Linked DNA regions of Homo sapiens: region 2 is linked to region 1. The links are chromatin contacts, found by Hi-C in ENCODE. All regions are on one chromosome and are shown on one strand. The core of a region is the stretch at or near the end of the contact, and the rest is flanking DNA. Distances in the headings are between cores, read along the strand shown. Region 1 has its middle 70 kb from the start of LINC03065. Region 2 has its middle 19 kb from the start of LINC01413.

Region 1 (6,418 bases), core at 545-3,044:
AAAATTGTGTGTAAATTTATTCCATCTTCTCGGCTCAGTGAATGATTTAGGAAAGCTTACGTGATCCAAGTCAGATCAATAGAGTCAGCCACAGAGTTCTGAAGGAATGATTGGGAAAGACACATTCTTTCCAAGGGATTGCTTGGCTGGTAGAACGTAAGTTTACAGCTCTCAGGGCCTAACCTGCCACCAGGGAGAGAATGCCTGAAAATGAAGCTCGGGGAAAGGAAAGCAAAGTAAGAACAAGAGTAAGAAAGAGAATGAGAGCCAATAAATATCCTTTTTGCTTAGCCATTTGGAGTAGGTGTAGTCTATTTTGTCTGGAGCTCAGCACCTGTGAACACTCTCCTTTTGGTTAGGAAGTTTCTTTCCTCCCCAAATTAGATATCAGAAATTATGCTTTCTTCACCCCCCTTGTAGCTAGCTGGGCACAAGCATGTGACTCAGGCCCCATCAGACATCCTTGTGAAATTTCTTTGAGATGAGAGCAATGTGAGAAAGTAATGCCACATGGAATCCATTTCTGCCAGTGAGAGTGACACCACTGCCACTTGGCCTTCAGAGGTGGCATTGTTGAGTTCCTATAACAGGGCTGGCAGTAGTGCTTGTGTCAGTAAAGTTCCTGCTGGCGGTGCAAAATGTAGCATTGAATGCTGGGAGGTGAAGGCAGTAGCAGTGTCTTCAGGCTAGTCCTGACAACTGTTTGTGGTGGTATCCTGGAAGTTCATCCTTGAGCCTGGCTCTCTAGCCCTCCTGGCAATTCTGCGACCTACCAAATATCCTTTAATAGTTTTCTTTTTGGCTTAATCAACCAATTAGTTTTTGTCACTTTCAACTAAAACTTCTGGTACTAAGGTAAAAATCAGTAAAAATTTGATAGAGATATAAATCAATGAATGAATGGCAATTCTGTGAGGTATATATTATACTTCCATTGTACAGAGGAAAAATTGGCTGAGTAATATTGGACCTTGCATCCTGTCCAAGGTCACGCAGCTAATAAATCCTAGAGTAAAGATTTGAATTTTGCTCTTTTTTGAATGCCCGAAGTTCACGTTTTTGAAATAATTTTGTGGCAGATAGAGCAGAGGGGCTTGCACAGAATTCATTCTACCCTTCTTGTAGAGTGCCTTCCTATACTGCAGAGGCTAGAAAACTAAAAGTGACATTTTCCAGACTTTCATACAGCTAGGAATATGATTAGGATCCACCAATAAGATGTACTTGTGTGAAAATTTAAGTTAGCACTGAGTCAGGTAGGAAGGAAGGCAGTGCCCAGGCCTTCATTTTGATGGTACGAATCTGTTACAGTATGGTTTGGGGCCAACAGTTGAGTCCACAATTTTCTGATTGCCAAATTGTGGCAAGGCAGTGTGATCTAGGATCTGGTGAGTGGTATAGTGGTTTCCTGATCCCCAGCTTCCAGATTGTTGCAGAGATAGTTCTCTAGACAGGTGAGCTCTCTAGTGTTGTTCTGGAACCCAGTCCACAGCCCACTCCTCCAGCCCCTGTAACTGTGGGCATGGGATTCCCTGTAGCCAATCCTTTCTTGCTAAAACTACTAGAATGGTTTCTATTATCTGCTTCTGAATCTTGTTTAATACGAGCATGGATAGAGGTCAAATACTACATAACAAAGCAGCAGTACACAGAGATTCTTATCGTTTCTAAGCCGCAATTAAAGAGAAAAAAAAGGATGCATTCAAGGTAAATTTATGTATTTCAGTAATAAGCACCATGGACTTTGTGGTCTTGCCACACCCGTAATCCCCAGAAACTGGGTGTATCAGTCAGCGTACCACCGGCAGGAAACAGAAGGCTCATTCACAATGGAAACTCTGGGGAGACTTTAATAAAGACTAGTTTTGGCCGGATGCGGTGACTCATGCCTGTAATCCTAGCGCTTTGTGAGGCCGAGGCGGGCAGATCACTTGAGGTCAGGAGTTTGAGACCAGCCTGGCCAACAAGGCGAAACCCTGTCTCTACTAAAAAATACAAAAAAAGAAAAAAAGAAAAAATTACCCAGGCATTGTGGTGGGCACCTGTAATCCCAGCTACTCAAGAGGCTGAGGCAGGAGAATCACTTGAACCCCAGAGGCGGAGGTTGCGGTGAGCCAGGATTGTGCCACTGCACTCCAGCCTGGGTGATAGAGTGAGACCCTCCTTAAAATATAAATAAATAAATAAATAAATAAATAAAGACTCGTTTTTACTTATCTTTTATTTCTATTTATTTAATTTTTTAGAGACGGGGTCTCGCTATGTGCCTAGGCTGATCTCGGATTCTTCCCACCTTGGCCTCCCAAAGTGGTGGGATTACAGGCATGAGTCACCATGCCCAGCCTAAACGAGTTTTTAAAAATATAGACTGGGCATAGAGAACCACAGGGGTCGTACAGTGCCCCTAGACCTGAAGCAACAAGTGGAGGAATCTATTATGGAAATTTGAAGACAGCTAGGTAGAGAGGGTGCTTTACTGGAGCTGTGACCTTTGGTTGCCGAATGCAGTCATGGCAACCTCACAGGCAAGGTGCAGGGAGGGAGCAACCTTACACTCAACTGTTTTTTCAAACTTCTGCACATTTGCTGAGCTCACCTAGAAGCCACAGGACACAAGCGTGTGCTGTAGTCCTTATAGGACAGTCTGCCAGGGTGGAGAAAGATGGAACGTGGATCTAAAGGGCAAATGGGAGATATCCAGCACACCACGTGAAAAAATTAACAACCTCAGTGCAGTAAGAGATCATGAAGAACGCAGGCTGAAGTATTTTATGCTCCTGAATTTATAATGTTCACAGATTAAATTTATTCTTTTTTTTTTTTTTTTTTTTTTTAGACAGAGTCTCACTCTTCGCCCAGGCTGAAGTGCAGTGGTGTGATCTCAGCTCACTGCAACCTCTGCCTCCCGGGTTCAAGCGATTCTCCTGCCTCAGCCTCCTGAGTAGCTGGGATTACAGGTGCGCACCACCCCCAGCTAATTGTTGTATTTTTAGTAGAGATGGGGTTTCTCCATATTGGCCAGGCTGGTCTCCAATTCCTGACCTCAAGTGATCCACCCACCTTGGCCTCCCAAAGTGCTGGGATTACAGGCATGAGCCACTGCGCCTGGCCTGAGTTTATTCATTCTTTTTAAAGATAGTCAACACAATCTACTCATGTGATTTGAGGTCGTTTTGCTTAGTTTAGCACACAGTGCCGTGGAGTATGAGAAGTGGAAAGCACTCTAGAGATCTCGCTGAACACCCTTATTCCATAGATGAGGAAGTCAAGACTTAGGAACATGACACAAATTCCTCCAAAGTCACTTATCCAAAGTTGCATAATCAGCATGCACACCCAAATCTACTGATGCCCAGTCCAGAGCTTCTTCCACTATTGGCAGCTGAAATCCATGCTGGACGTGCAAGTTGTGCTCATTACAAACTGCCAGACTGTGATACAGCTGTGGTCTGAGCCTGGAGCATCCCTCTGCCTTAGTCTTATTATTCTCTTCATTTTAAACATTTACCTGAGAAGCTGAATTCCAAAGACACTTTTCCTAAAAATAACTCAAAGACATGCAGGAGGAAATTAGCATACTGTATTTTCTTCAGCTATAATTTACAGTGTGTAATCTAAAAATGTGCAACAAAGCAATGCTAGTAGTGCAGAGAAAATTCCCCTGGGATATTTGGTTCCATTTAAAAACACCTCAGTATGGGGGGGATGTGGGAGCAGCAGCCTGTGACACACTTCCATCAGGGCAAAATGTTATTCCAGTGATTCACAGCCAGAGGCCTGACAAACACTTTGAGTCGATATAAAGGTTCTTGCCATCAGGATAAAAATGAGAATTGCAGTGGGTGGTCCCATTCTAGCCTCATGTCTCCTTCTACTTCTGTCCTGGCTTAGGTGGTTGCCCTGGAAACAGTGGGGTAGCAAACAAAACCATTTGGAACAACTTTTAGAAAGCCTTATGTACAGAGGCCTGATGTTTATTTGTTGCTGCCTTTTCCAAAGGCTTTCTTCCCCTGAGAGGGTGTGCTTCTTGGACTACCTTGAAAGCTAGTTCATGTTAAAGTCTTTGGCAAGGTCCAGTTGGAGGGCTGGCCAGAGTTTGGCAGAGAATAGGAGAAAGGGGCTTTGCTTATCATTATTCAGCTTTGGATCCCCACACAGATGGCCCTGATCTCCTCCTCCCCCACCTAAGAATTTTTCTAAAATGACACCCAAGTTTTTCTTGGCAGAAGTTATAATTCCTGGCAAACAGTTCACTGCAGCTCTAATTATGATGACAGCTTTAATGGAGAAGATAATCATATTAAATGGTTCTTATTCACTTCCATGTGATGAATTAGTGATTACCATAAAATGTGTTAAGCAGCTAAAAGTAAGGGGAAGGGATAATGTACTGAGCTACAAGTTGAGGTTTTAGGGATTCCAAAACTGGGTAGGAGATAGGATAAAATGAATTTCATCAGATACCAGGGGTGATCAGGTATCAAGGGAGGGTATTCTCAATAAACTGACTTGGCAGGACTCTTCCTAAAACTACACCAGGCAGGCCAAAGACAGGATGGGGACCAGGGGAGAGGCCTAGTCGAGAAGAGGGTTCAGGGGAACCTGACTAAAGTTTGGTAAAGAAGTCTTTATCATATCCACCACTTGTACAACATACTTTTAAATACTGTGACTCAGATACGGAAAGGTAAGAATGAAAAGGAGGGAAAGAGGAAAGGAAGAAAGGAAGGGAGGGAGGAAGAAAGGAAAGTTTGTAAAATTGCCTTCCGAATTCAGGCTCTTCTGTACGTTGCTACAAAGTTGTCTGGGGTGGAGGGAACACATTTGGTCTTTGAAACAGCCAAAGGACATTAAGGGCCAGTCTTAAAAATAAGGAGGAGATCAAACTGAGTAACACTGTATGACTATAAAGCAATGGGCTGGTGGTTCTTGTGTGGTTTATGAATAGGGTGACCAAACTCAATCCATTTTGCCTGGAACTTTCTCAGTTTTAGGACTGGACATCTCCCTCAGTTCCAGGTAAATCAAGAAGATTTGCCTAAGACTCTCCCAGTTCTATAGCCCCACATTCTGGAAAACAGAAATAATCAGTCACCCTATTCATCAAAAGAGCTCTGAAGGTAGTTCCTAACAAGAAGTTCCAAAATCATTTAGAGCCATAGCACCTGACAAACTAGGCTTCCAATATAAGGGTTGTTCAGAAAACAAAAACAAAACAGCCTCATTCATTTAGTCACATATTATGTGAGAAAATAAATATTCACCCTGACTCCTATTTAATTAGAAGTACCTTTACTTAGATACTTTGATTCAAATACAGGGCCCAAACACCTCTCCACAAATGTTTGGTTGAAGAAAGCTTATTTACCTAATTAGAATATTTATGTGCCATCATGCATGTTTTATTTTTATATTAATATATCTCTTTGTGTTTTATTACAAAAATCTTGCTTTAAAAAAGACATTCAAATTTGTTTTTCATTCATCTGTAAGCTACAATACATGTAGTTACTATGTGTAGTAATCAAAGTGTGTGTGTGTGTGTGTGTGTGTGTGTGTGTGTGTGTGTGGTCTTCCATGAGGAAGCAACCTTCTTTATCCTCATCTTCTCTAAACCCTAATTCATTTGTACTTTCACTCATTTTCCCAAGGAATATGTTATTCCTTTAGAAGTCATTTTTAATGGCTAGAGAAAGATAAAGAAGGCTAAATAGGAAAGCCTTGCTCAGAAAGCCCTGTTGCTCCTGCTGCTGCTTTGAATAACACCTTATGGTTACACTATGTTATCCTTCTAAAATCTACTTTACATGGTTTCTCATATGTGTGAAGACCTTCATCCCTGAGAAGTGAGGGCCTAGGCAGGCTGGGAAGAGATATGGTAGCTGGGAGCCTGGGACATGTCTGAGGCTCATTGGAGCTGAAGAGGTAGAGATTCAGGGGAAGCATTCTACGGAGAAGCTGAATTTAAAACCATTTGGGCAGTACCAAAGAACCATCTTTTCTAAAAGGTTGGGTAGAGACAGAGTATCCATCCAAATATGAGGACAAACTGGGAAAATCCATTGTGAGCAAGCAAGTTTAAAACACAGCACAGAGGGAGAAGGTAAAAAAAATATTTAAGGTAGGTTTCTTAATTTTTTTATAGGATGCCAGCAGCCTTAGCCTGATGTGGGAGGAGGCTCTAATCAGGTCTGGCTCTTCTTCCACATTCCACTCCACTGGGTGGTGTTTTTCACTGGGTGACTACAAAGTCTTAACATGTTTAGGTGGGTTCTTAGTTGAGGTGGGAGCGTTTCATGTGTTTGCTTCTCTAGCAGACATCCTTTCTCAAGGACAGGTACCAGATCTGGCAGTGGCACTTCTGAGAATCCAGAACCTTTTGCAAGACACGTGGGCTCTTCTAACTCAGTTGTCAGGG
Region 2 (6,588 bases), core at 2,674-5,173, 520 kb after region 1:
TGCCAGCAGTCAGGATGGGTGGCCTCATGGGTGGAGGGGAAGCCAGGAGAGGGAGGAGCCGGGAGTGAGCCCAGTATGAGTCATTTCTTATCCTGCGAGGGACTGGGGCCTGGGTCCTGAAGGAAGGAAGGAAGGAGATCCAGGGAGCTGTATAGGCGCCTGCCTTTATTCTTTCCCCGACTGAGTGAGGGGTCCTGGCGCTGCAGGGGCCCTCTGGAGGTCACCACCTCCATCCAGCCTCTCAGTTTCATAGGGTCAGTGTCTGCCACGGTCCTGATCTCGGGTTGGCAAACGGTCCTCAGGCCCTGCCCTCGCGGGTGCTCACTCCACAGGTGCATTAATCCAGTGCCTGTGATAGTCCAAGCCTGCTCTAAGCGCTGCGGAGGTGGTGGTGACCAATCAAAGTGCCCACTCCAGGGCAGCTCACAGCAAGGGTGGGGTGGCTGGAGACAGACAACAGGCAAAGGAACAACTACATGTGTCAGGTGTGGTCGGTGAAAAGAAACATCAAGAGGGAGCATGGATGGGTGGGAGCTGTGTTAGAGAGAAGGTGACATTTCAGGAGGGACCTGAATGAATTCAGGGATGGAGCCATGAGCACACCAAGAGGAAGAGCATCCCAGGGAGCTGGAACAGCAGGTGTGAGGTAGGAGCAAGCCAAGGACAGCATCAGGCCCACTAGTGGGACACACTGGGTGAGGGGAGAGTAGCCGAGGTGAGGTCGGGGAGCCTCCATGTCAGGGTGAGGCCAGGCAGACGAGAGTCTCATGAGTGTCCTCCATAAGCGGCAGTTATGGTTATCACTATTATTAGGTTCTAGAAGGCCACACATTCCCTGGAAAGATGACAACTACCACCACCCTCAGAATCCTCCAAGCAGAGGGGTGGTGCCTCTGGCCTCACGGCTTGGTGCATAAAAAATGGGACAGCCACACGCTTTCTTCTGCTTAGCGTATGCTAGCAGTTGATGAGACATTTGGACCGTGTGGCCTGTGGGGGTGGCAGGTGGGAGCTATCAGAGAGGCAGGAGGAGGCTCAAGTGACCTCAAGACTCAGCAGTTTCCTGCACTTAGGGAGTCAGGGCCCCAGCACCTTGTGACATTCTGCTCTACCGTTCTCCCTCTGCTCTCCAGCCCTGCTTTATCATGCCCCTCCTCCACTCAAGAACCCACAGTGGCTCCCTATTACCTATTATTCTTCAGCCGACCTTTGCCACAGTGACCATCTGTGCACCTCAGGTGTCTCTGTTTAATGGTTATTTGCCCCCAAATCCCAGCTCAGACTGCTGGAGGAAATTACTTGTCTCTGTTTTTTTTGCCAAGAGGGAAAGACTTCCTTTGATAAATACTTTTTTTCCCCAAGGAAATGAGTGTCGACTTTTCTCCGAACCACAAAGCCAGTGCTACCTGCGCTTGGTCTTCACTGTGAGAGCGCCTCACAGTCCCATGGGGTGTGGCTGCACTGCTGGTCTCTCGGGACATCTGCACTCACTCAACTGGCCTGGAGGCAAGAGCCTGCCACAGAAGGCCAACTGTCTAGTCCTGCACAGGCTTCTTCCAATGCAGCAGGATGTATTCAAAGAACACCAGACTCCCACTTCAACTGCACTCGCTCAGCCATTTATGGAGGGGCTACCACATGCCTGCCACGGTGCTGTGGCCTGACCTCCTGAAAGAGGTCCCCGTGGGAGGGGACTGATTCCAAATAGGCTTTTTTTTTTTTTTTTTTTTTTTTGAGACAGGGTTGCCCTCCTGTCGCCGAGGCTGGAGTGCAGTGGCACGATCTCAGCTTACTGCAACCCGCACCTCCCGGGTTTAAGTGATTCTCCTGCCTCAGCCTCCCTAGTAGCTGGGACTACAGGCATGCGCCACCACACCCAGCTAATTTTTGTTTTTTTAGTAAAGACGGAGTTTCACTGTGATGGACAGGCTGGTCTCAAACTCCTGACCTCAAGTGATCCACCCACCTTGGCCTCCCAAAGTATTGATGTTACAGGTGTGAGCCACCGCAACTGGCCCCAAATACACTTCTGTTAAAGAATGGGTATTACTACTTTTCAAATTGTTATGTGACAAGAGAGAAAACTATTCTTTTGAATCCAATAACCATAGCCCTCCAAGCTTATGAAAAACTTCTCCTATTCGATTGTATCTTATAATGCGTGCTCTGTTTTCCTGAGGAGGTCCAGGGTCTGGATCCTTATATCGGTTCCTTATCAAGAAGATGCGTGTTATTACGTAGCAATTTGCCAGTGAGACTCAGGAGGGCTGTGACTTTCTTGAGACCAAATGGCCATGTGATCTGGAACCAGGTGGAACCTCCATGCCTGAATCTAAAGGGTTCTCCAATCTGGCTGCATGAGAATCACCAGGGGAACTTTCACCACCACCAGCCTTCCAAGCACCACCCCCAGAGAGTCATTCCACTGGTGGGGATCCCAGGTGATTGTAATGGCCCGGGAGTTGGGAACCACTGCTCGGAAGCCAGATTGCAAGCCCTCTCTGGCCTGGGGGCAGAGGAGCCTCCTGGCTCTGCCGGTTACTCGCTGTGTGATTTGAGGTACATCTCTGGTCTTCAGTTTCTTCATTTGCAAGAAGAGAGATCCCTTCCAAGGTCTATTTCTATATGGGATCTGTGAGTTACTCGGCATCGAGAAGATGTTTGGGAAGGCCTCCTGGAGGAGCAGCATGAACATGGACTTGGACTGTGGCCCTTCCCATATCGGGCTACAGGGAGGGAGGGCAAGACCCTGCACCAGGTACCTAGTCAACGGTCGCTGTCCTCTGCACTCCACAGTCCTAGGGGTACTCTTGCTGGGGTGGAAGTCGCGACCTCCTCTGAGGGTGAATGGGCAGGGCCCACGTCTGCACCTCTCTTAACAGCCCTTTTAGGCCAAGGGGGCTGCAAATGCCTGAGGCTGTTAGGTCTTCAGGGCCAGCCTTGGGCTTCTGTGGCTCAGGAGCAGGGAGAGGGCGGCCCCAGCCCTCCGGGCTCAGCTCTGGAGGGGCTGAAAGATGGGAGCCCTGAGCTGGCAGGACCTGGAAGATGGTGTCCTCTCCATAAAACAATTCCCAAAGCCTTTCTTTGTCTTCATTTCCTGATCATGAAAAATACGTTACAGAACAAATAGAACTATGTTTATACTTCCCAAATTATGAAGGTGATTTCACGTTTTTTGGTGGGTTTTTGGTGTGCGATGGAGTTTGTTTTTCTTCTGGGACATTTTGGGCCTCGCTGCAACATGAAGGTGGGATGTTGGGGGCACCGGAGGATTTACCCTCTCTAGGCTGTGCTGGTTACTATAGTGGAGGGTCTCAGAGAGCTCCAGGCTGGGGCAGGAGGAGGGTGATTATGGCTCTGAGAATAAGAGAACAGGTGAGCCAAGCCATGGAGAAAAACTGAAGTCCTCACCTGCCAGGAGAGAAGCCATGGTGGGCACCTGCTGATTGTGGCCTGAGGGGCCGCCCTCCACAGTTCCCGTGAGCCTTGTGTGGTCAGGCGTCCCCTGACCTTTCTAACTGAAACCAGGGGAAAGCTGTTCCCCGGCGGAGCAGCAGGCGTCCCTGTCAGAGCCACCGGCTTTCTCCCTGTGACTCACGGCTGCTTCCTCCTGGTCATCTGGTCCAGGGCAGGCCTAGAGGATGTGTGTTGACTGACCATGTTCCTGCTAAAAATATGGGTCCTGGAGTCAGAATTTCTTGCTGTGAAAAGCACTTCCTGCAGGCAGGGTGCCTCAGGAAGCAGGTCATAACATTGTTTTTCTGAGCCTTTCTCTTCTTGTGTGGGGTCTCTATATTCAGAGTCTATAAACATGAACAAATGTATGTACGGTGGCCAGGAAAGCGGGAAACAGGTGGCGGTGCTCACGGGGCAGCACTGGACTGGGGAATGCTTTCAGCAGCTCCCCCCGTGGGCGTGTCAGTGTGGACTCCCTCCAAGACACTCTGGCGCAAGGGCCATTGATTTTCTTTTTCTTTGTTTCTTTGTTTCTTTTTTCTTTTTTTTTTTTTGTAAGACAGAGTCTCACTCTGTCGCCCAGGCTGGAGTGCAGTGGTGCAATCTCAGCTCACTGCAATCTCTGCCTCCCAGGTTCAGAGATTCTCATGCCTCAGCCACCCAAGTAGTTGGGATTACAGGTGCATGCCACCATGCCCAGCTAATTTTTGTATTTTTAATACAGACAGGGTTTCACCATGTTGGCCAGGCTGGTCTCAAATGCCTGACTTCAAGTGATCCGCCCGCCTCGGCCTCCCGAAGTGCTGGGATTACAGGCGTGAGCCAACACACCTGGCCTTCTTTGGTTTTCTAGCTCCCATCTACTCAGCATGGGCGGAAATCCAATTTGTTGTGCTTCCTGGCTTCTGGGGTCCTGTGGACCTGACAGGGTCTTGCACCATTCAGAGAACTGGCTCTCCGGGCCTCAGGACGCCCTGAGCACTGCTCAGAGGTTCACTCTTCAGTCACTGTGGTCCCCGGGAGCAGTGCTGATGAGTTGAAGCTCAGCCTCTGGGTATTCATGCTCCACCCCCTGAGCAGCCTTGGACACCCTTCCCCCTCACTCCTCACCATTTGCTGAGACCACCACCCCTGCCCCCCTATCTATCCCAGCCTCTTCAACTAAAGCTGCCAATCTCACGCCCTGCTCCTCTGGGACCACCTCTCCCCACACCCCATGGGCCTGAAACATAAGAGTTCTTTACTTGGGGGGTTGGGGGTGGGTGAGAACACTCAGCCCTTCAGAAACACACAGCAGCCTCTTCTCCCCAGAATCAGGAGGGGAAGGGAGAAAGGGGAAGGAAGATGCTTGATATAGTTTGGATATTTGTCCTCGCCCAAATCTCAGGTTGCATTGTGATCCCCAGTGATGGAGGTGGGATCTGGTGGGAGGTGTTGGGATCATGGGAGCCGATCCCTCATGGCTTGGTGCTGTCCTCATCATAGTGAGTGAATTCTTGTGAGACCTGGTCATTGAAGAGTCTGTGGCACCCCCCACCACCAGCTGTCTCTCTTGTTCCTGCTTTTGCCATGTGGCGTGCCTGCTCCCCCTTCACCTTCTGCCATGATCATAAGCTTCCTGAGGCCTCCTCAGAAGATGAGCAGATGTTGGGGCCATGCTTCCTTACAGCCTGGAGAACTGTGAGCCAATTAAACCTCTTTTCTAGCCAGGCACGGTGGCTCATGCCCGTAATCCCAGCACTTTGGGAGGCCAAGGCAGGCGGATCCCCTGAGGTTGGGAGTTTGAGACCAGTCTGACCAACATGGAGAAACTCTGTCTCTACTAAAAATACGAAATTAGCCGGGCATGGTGGCCCATGCCTGTAATCCCAGCTACTCAGGAGGCTGAGGCAGGAGAATTGCTTGAACCTGGGAGGCAGAGGTTGCAGTGAGCCAAGATCTCACCATTGCACTCCAGCCTGGGCAATAAGAGTGAAACTCTGTCTCAAAACAAACCAAAAACAAAAGAACTTCTCTTTTCTTATAAATTACCCAGTCTCAGGTATTCCTTTATAGTAATGCAAGAACAGCCTCTTACGCTTCATTTGTCTCTGGGAATATAGAGTAAAACAGCAGCCAAATAACACTCCAAAACAAAACAAAACAAAACATCCCAGAAGACGAATTGTAGTTTAGTTTTTTTTTTTTTGTTTTACTAAGTAGCTCCCCTTGTTACGTTAGCCTCGTTTTACAGACGAAGAACCCAGGGCTAAGAGGGTTCCTTGGGCTGCCATGTGGCACTGGGTGGGGGTTTATGGAGGTCATGGCCCCATGTCTATGCTCTCAATCTGACCAGCGTAGGCATCAGGGTGGGCACTGCCCTGCACAGAGGCCCAAGGGTGGTCCTGACCATGTTGCCCAGGATGGTCTCAACTCATCTGCTGAGAGATGGCCTCCATCACAACCTTAGCCTCTGCTGGCAAACAGGTGGAAAGGAACCAAAAGACAAGTAAATCCCAGCCATTAAAGGTAGAGCTGGCTGAGCCTCCTTCAGAGAATGCATGATGGTGACACACACCTCCACAACACCCAGGCTTGATTTATGGACGCAGATGTGCATATATCACCTCCTGTAATCCTCACAAGAATCCTATTATTTCCATTCTCCAGATCATAAAATGGGCATGCAGATGTTGAGTAACTTTACCAAATCCTATAACTAGTAAGTTGCCGAAAATGGGATCTGAACCCAAATCCCTTAAGTCCAGTGTTCTTTCCATAATATATCAGTGAATATAGCTGAGATTTCATTTTTTAGACAGATAAAAATCAAGAGAGGTGAGTACCAACGTTTGCACTTTTCATTTGACAATAATAGACAACAAGGAAACCAATTTGAAATTTCAGTCTCTCTTTAGGAACTTAAAGATGAAGAAAAACTAGGAGAGTGGTTATTCTACAAAGTACCATCAGGTGGCACCATTGCACAGCGGCTGCATATCCCCAAGGTTCAACTCAACAGAAGGGCCAGCTCAGTCTGGCCAGCTGCGACCCCACCCTGGCCATGGCATGTCCCCGCCCCACACCTTTACTAATATGATGTCAAGATCTGATGTGTGAATAAGAAACGTAGCATCCCATGTCTCAGTTAGC

Evidence for each region. A loop is a pair of places that touch in the nucleus more often than their neighbours do. Pooled maps may share reads with other maps.
Region 2: a loop to region 1 is called in a map of endothelial cell of umbilical vein, with 3 times the contacts of the local background. The contact joins two enhancer-like sites. A Hi-C loop is called at or near these places in 3 of 168 maps with a recorded cell type or tissue (Calu3, chondrocyte and endothelial cell of umbilical vein) and 4 of 50 pooled maps.

Annotation. Positions count from the first base shown.
Region 1 is chr15:56,813,662-56,820,079 of GRCh38, forward strand. No RefSeq gene overlaps it. Among named protein-coding and RNA genes, the nearest start is that of LINC03065, 70 kb to the right of the region's middle. RefSeq lists an enhancer at 463-632. Within about 2 kb of position 1,795, at least 4 of the 41 ENCODE cell types and tissues checked have a DNase peak (open chromatin) inside an H3K27ac peak, as active enhancers do.
Region 2 is chr15:57,334,439-57,341,026 of GRCh38, forward strand. No RefSeq gene overlaps it. Among named protein-coding and RNA genes, the nearest start is that of LINC01413, 19 kb to the left of the region's middle. Within about 2 kb of position 3,924, at least 11 of the 41 ENCODE cell types and tissues checked have a DNase peak (open chromatin) inside an H3K27ac peak, as active enhancers do.